2 separate regions of the Homo sapiens genome follow, and region 2 is linked to region 1. A link is a loop called in an ENCODE intact Hi-C map of the cell type or tissue named here. Cell type or tissue: spleen. All regions are shown on one strand. Links, peaks and the distances in the headings refer to the core of each region. The heading gives the core; the rest is flanking DNA. Region 1 has its middle 190 kb from the start of CHD9NB. Region 2 has its middle 71 kb from the start of CASC22.

What was found. A loop is a pair of places that touch in the nucleus more often than their neighbours do. Peaks named below come from ENCODE experiments on the same cell type or tissue, not always from the same donor. Only the 100,000 strongest peaks of a DNase experiment are listed, where the experiment ranks them.
Region 2: it touches region 1 in a loop (7-fold over the local background); 13 of 110 quality-filtered maps call a loop at or near these places.

The regions. Positions count from the first base shown.
Region 1 is chr16:52,860,976-52,863,892 of GRCh38, forward strand. No RefSeq gene overlaps it. Among named protein-coding and RNA genes, the nearest start is that of CHD9NB, 190 kb to the right of the region's middle. RefSeq lists a silencer at 662-956. In spleen, for the core only: no CTCF peak of the experiment used is centred there; no DNase peak of the experiment used is centred there.
Region 2 is chr16:52,185,962-52,188,878 of GRCh38, forward strand. No RefSeq gene overlaps it. Among named protein-coding and RNA genes, the nearest start is that of CASC22, 71 kb to the right of the region's middle. In spleen, for the core only: no CTCF peak of the experiment used is centred there; no DNase peak of the experiment used is centred there.

The sequences.
Region 1 (2,917 bases), core at 274-2,773:
AAAAAAAAAACCCACAATTTTAAGCTACCCCTTTGATTGACTGATTAGATGATAGACTAAATATATCTTTATATTTCCCTATAGTTGTAACATCGCGTTCATTAAAAAGACATCAGAGATCTATAATTATTTTTATCAAGTTGCAAACACAATCCACACTGTTAAGAGAAATTCTTATAAATACATGCCTGAGGCCTCCCACTTACTCCCTGTACATTGCTTGATTACTCAGCTCTCTTGTCTGCATGGTTCCTTTGACAAAGAGTATGTCACTTTCATACCTAATAGCTAAATAGGATTGATATGATACCAAACAAATGCCTTTCCATTTGGGAGAATTTATGCTTGAAAAAACATATTTCCCCCAGGAAGCCTCCATTTATCATCAAGATGAATCTTGGGGATGGGTACAAGGCAGCCTCCAAAGGGAGGATTTGTTCACTTTCTTTGATTTGTCAGGTTTTCAGCTCTTAAAAGGGCACCTACAAATTAAGCGCACAGATTATTTTCTCAAACTCTTCTTGGTTCTGTTCATTTCAATGGGAGAATAGTAAAGTAGCATTTAGACCCAAAGTATTTTCCAAATGGAACATGCAAGTTGGGTGCTAAACATTTACCAAGAAGGCAGACGTGGAGTCCAGTCATCTTATTTCAAACAGAAACATTGTTTGGCCAGAAATCACTTCAGGGCAGAGCTGATTCCAACGTTCACAGCGGCTACAAAAAGGATTCTATTTTGGCAAGCAAACACTTCGAAAAAAGCATTTTTAGCCATCCATGAAAAAGGAGTGAGTGCCCCCTGGTGAAAATGTGGGAAACGTTTCCATATGTTATTTTTGGCTGGCAAGAAGGTGCAGATGTCTTCACAATAAAAATATACTCGCTATGAGAGCGCGCCTCCTTGAGAAGAGTTGGCAAGATTTGGGGCACTGGATCCACAGAGTGGCAAAGAAGCACAAAGGGAGGAAGAAAGCCAAGCCATCACCAAGACAGTCAGGAGGGTGGGCACTGGAGTCAGTCACACAAGCTGGGATCATGGGTGACTTCCGTTTTATTGTTGTATTTTTTATACCTGTGTTGGGTGGTCTGCCCTCTCCAAACTCACTCTCCACGTATCTTCACTCTAATCTGTGTCCAGGGAGGCTGACCTTTACAGATATATTAACACACTCCCTTCCCCTCTGGCTTGTAGGTGAGTTCAACCAAGGGAAGACACCAGCAGGTGACCAGAGGGTGGAAAAAGTGACACTGAGGTGTTTATTCCCAGAGCTCATTCTTTGCCAGTGCAGGCTGGAAGGGACTGTATCCCCCATCTTATGGTCTCAGCTCCATTAAGATAATCAGCTGACCTATATCTGTAAGTCTGTCTCTCTCCAGGTGAACTCTCCCTTTCAAAGTTCCTTCATGCTTAAGGGTGGTAACAGCTCCCCATTTTTGCTGACCTGGGGTGCTTCACCATTCTTGTTGAGTTCTTTTCTTTTTTTTTTTAAGACTGTGTCTCACTTTGTTGCCCAGGCTGAAGTGCAGTAGCATGATCATAGGTCACTGCAGCCTCGAACTCCTGAGCTCAAGCCATCCTCCTACCTCAGCCTCCTGAGTAAACAGGGCTACAGGTATGCACCACCATGCCTGGCTACAGGCTGGTCTTGAACTCCTGGCCTCAAGCAGTTCTCCACCTCATCCTCCCAAAGCACTAGGATTATAGGTGCGAGCCACCACACCTGGCCTTGCTGGGTTCCCTAAATCTTACCCACACCTCTGTGAAAAATCTATGCAGTAAATGTATCTTCTTGGTCTTTGTGAGTGTGCCATCTCTTTCCCATGAGTACTCTGACTGATACAGTACTTTCCATATATTCCAAAATTTCTACAATAAGCATCCATCCCTATCTAACTCCAGGGAAACCTAAGGCTTCTGGTAGTCCCAAATTCTAATCCCACCAGTTCTGACCACTTGGACTGGGGTTCAGTTAGAAGAATCGCAATGTGGGACTCTTTGTCTTCAAGGTCTCACTTCACTGCCGCATGCTCCAGTGATTAATTAGTCCACTGCCAACCTTTTGACTCAAGCTGCTGGCTTCACCTGCACCTCTACATTTTGAACAGGAAGAAGAAAGATTCTGTTTACATTCAGCCTTCACCTATCTCAGCAGGAGGGAAGGAGAACAAGTTGTTCTGTCAGGAAGAATCGAAAAGATTAAACAAACAGCATACTGCTTCTGCGGGTCTAGTGTTGGCAAGACCAGGAACTCTGTAAACCACAAGAACAGAAGGGCAGCCTGCTGGTCAGTGCCCAGGCATCCAGCCCAGGGATCTGTTTTTGACAAGAGAATACAGAAGTATTTAGGCCTTGCCAATTTACACCTGTCTTCCAAACATCCGGACTTCCCTCATTAATCTATTAGTTCGGTGCAAAAGTAATTGCTGCTTTTGTCATTACTTTTAATGGCAAAAACCTCAATAACTTTTGCACCAACCTTTAATATTATGAACTGTCATCCAAGATTGTCCCTATATGCTTTTTGTTGCAGTGAACAGAGATGATGAGTGACGAGCATGCCAGATTGCCTCCTCTCTTACTATGTGATGAGGACCAATTTTAACCTTTCCAAGACTGACTGCAATTGTCAAATGGAGACGATAATGCCTACAGCATAGGATGGTTTTAAGGGTATATGTGGCCAGGCAGGGTGGCTCACACCTATAATCCCAGCACTTTGGGAGGCCAAGGCGTGTGGATTGCTTGAGCCCAGGAGTTCGAGATCACTTTGGGCAACATAGTGAAACCCCATATCTGCGAAAAGGTACCAAAACATTTGCCAGGCATGGTGGTGAATGCCTGTAATCCCAGCTACTCAGGAGGCTGGGGTGGGAGGATCACTTCAGCCTGAGAAGGTTGAGGCTGCAGTGAGCCATG
Region 2 (2,917 bases), core at 221-2,720, 680 kb before region 1:
ATGGTGGCTTCTTGATTCCTGGATCACACGAAGAGAGTATGAACAGAAGCCAGCACTTTGTAGGACAGTGTGTCAATTCTCCAGTTTCCTGGGTAGAAAGAGAGGCCATTCCCTATGTGAGCTAAGTCTGTTTACTCTTTTCAAAGTCATTCCTGGAGCCTGATCTCAGCCTTTCCAACCGTCTTCTAAGCATTGAATATCATGTGATTGATTACTCTCAGCTTAAAATAGAAATTTTTGTGTTCTAACACCAAGCCATGACTGAAAGAAGGCTTTTATGCCATCAGCTCTGATTTTCAGTGACTCTCCCACCTGCTCCATCTCAGTCCTCCTAAGCCCTTCTGGGTGGAATATACAACCCATGCTTATGCCAGTGAGAGGACTGAGTCCTCCTCACATGGTCTTTGCATCAGGAGTGAGCATGTGGCCCTAGCCACCCAAATCAGAGTGAATTTTAGGAATTTTTCTGAGAATGCTTGGCATAGAGTCTCCAACACTTTTCTGCCAGAATTGAAACTAGTAAGATGTGACTTTGGGAACCAGAAGCAGGCATTTTGCTTCTATGAGAAGAAACCTGTCTGCGAGTGAGTCCTCCAAAGATAAAACTAAGTCGAGAAATGCAGACTAAAAAAATCACATCAGTGGCAGCATGCGCTCTTATATCCAGCTGCACCAAATGTAAAATTTACCCTTAGATGATTAAGGTATGTAAGCCAAGAGGGTTTCATTTATTTTTTTTCCCCATAAGCTAGTTTGGGAGATATTATCCATTATTTACAATTAAAAAGTCCTGATTGCCATACTATCCAACATAGTAGTTTATTTTTGTGGGCTTGTCTCTGCTTCTAGAAACCAAAGATTGATGCAAATGTTTCCTGGGAAATAGTCAGTTACGTGCAATAGAATGTGCAGAACCTGTGGCGAGAGGCTACCACTTTACTTTTCTCTCTACCCTTGGTCTTCCCCAGGCCTGCTTCCTCCTAATGTCTGTGGACATCCATCCTGAAGCCGATTCTCCAGAAACCACTAGCCCAGAAGGCTCTTGTCTCTGTAATTCACTCCACAAGCTTTGGCTTCTGAGAAAAAGGAGTTTGTTTGTTTGTCACTTATTGTAATTGATTTGTTTCTTCCTAACAGTGTACTGATTTCCTTAGCTTCAGACAGCAAATCTGGAGCTGAGAGCTCCAGGAAGTCATTATTAGCTGCACATCACTTGCCATGCTGGAAGCATGGATTTAGATGGCCCTAGAAATGAAAAGCGTTTGGGAAGAGTGAGGACCAGAGCTAAGGTAGTTTTGTGTGGAGAAGAGAAGTTTGAAAAGGTCTCAAAAGGGTCGAGAAGGAATGTACAAAAACACACAGACCTCCCTATCCTTGCCGTAATTCTGGACACGGGGTTCCATTGAAAAAACCATAGCCACCCAAACTTGGCCACCATAGAGCTTTTGTAGTGACCACTGTCCCTGTGCATAGTTTGGGGTCCAAAGTGTCTCAGATATGAGATGATTCTTCCTTGGTAAGGGAATGAATGACAGCAAAATTTTGGAAACTAAAATGTTAGGCCTTGGTGTGGCCTTTTATCTCCCTTAGACATACAGGCAATCGGTTCCACCTGCCGGCTGCCCTCTGCTACCTGCTCTTCAAGGGCAGGATTCTAAGTGTCAGGTCTTAACTATTCCTGCATCAGACCTATCTATCTCTGTTTCTAATGATGATCATTGAGGAAACCAATGTGGTGTATACATGCACTTCCCCACAGAAACCTTTATCAACACATTTTATATGTGGTCTTTCTCCTTCACATGCCACACTCCAAAGATCACCTGAGAGCAGGTTTTCAGGCCATATGCAAGGGAAATATTGAAGAGATTTGCAGCAAGTTCTCAAACTTCATCACCACTCTTCCATTGGCTTATACCACAGAGATGAACGTAGTGCCTCCTCTAAGATAGTGAAATTAAAAGTAGCATTTCTGAAACAATATCCAATGCAGGCTTTTATATATCTAACACTTGACAATCACCCTAAACTTTGGCTTATAAAGTCCTCCCCTTTGACATCTCCAGGAGCTTAGAAAGTCTGCAGGGTAAATGGTTCTCTTAGCGCCATTGTGCAGGTGAGGAGATGTCCTGGCAAGGCAATGTCCAGTGACTTCTCAAGGTCAAATAGCTATTATGACGTGGAGTCAGGACTTGAATTCAAATTGCTCAATATTTAAGCCAATGAGCATTTCTTCTCTGCAGTTCAAGGAGATGTCTAATTCCCTACAGGATACATTGGCATCTGCAAATTGTCCACAGGGGATCCACATAACTTGAACTAATGGCCTTAGCCTATGACTTTCTTGTTTTGAAGTACTTAAAAAAACAGCAATTTAGCATGTCAGAGGCTGTCAGGAGATTCAGTATTTTCTCTTCTTCTTATCATCCTTCACCAAGAATTAGGAAGAAGCAAAGCAGAAAACAAACATCTCAAGCTTGAGATCACCCACCATAGCTTCCTCTTGAGCAGAAACAGTAAGATGCTCTTACAGCATCTCTGGAAAACATTAGTGACCATTCTTTGCTTTAGTGACATGATAATTAGAATGAAGTTATGGTGGAATCAGAAGACACTGGAATCTAGATGCCATCCTCCTGAATTTGCAATTAGGGACATTTGTGAACGGTGATACAAGCTACCAGAACTAACCGCAATAAGAAGTCTTGAAGGTAAAGACAGAAAGGCTGTGATGAACAAATAAGGCCAAACAGAAAGGTATGAACAACACTGTGTGATTTCATCAGTTATAATACCCTTACTTTCACTGTGGCTTGCACTACCCAGGGAAGACTTCAGATAAGCTGGATTTAGTTAAAATGCACAGGGACATCTGATCAATGTGCTAAATGAACAGGCTCTGACACCACTTTTACTT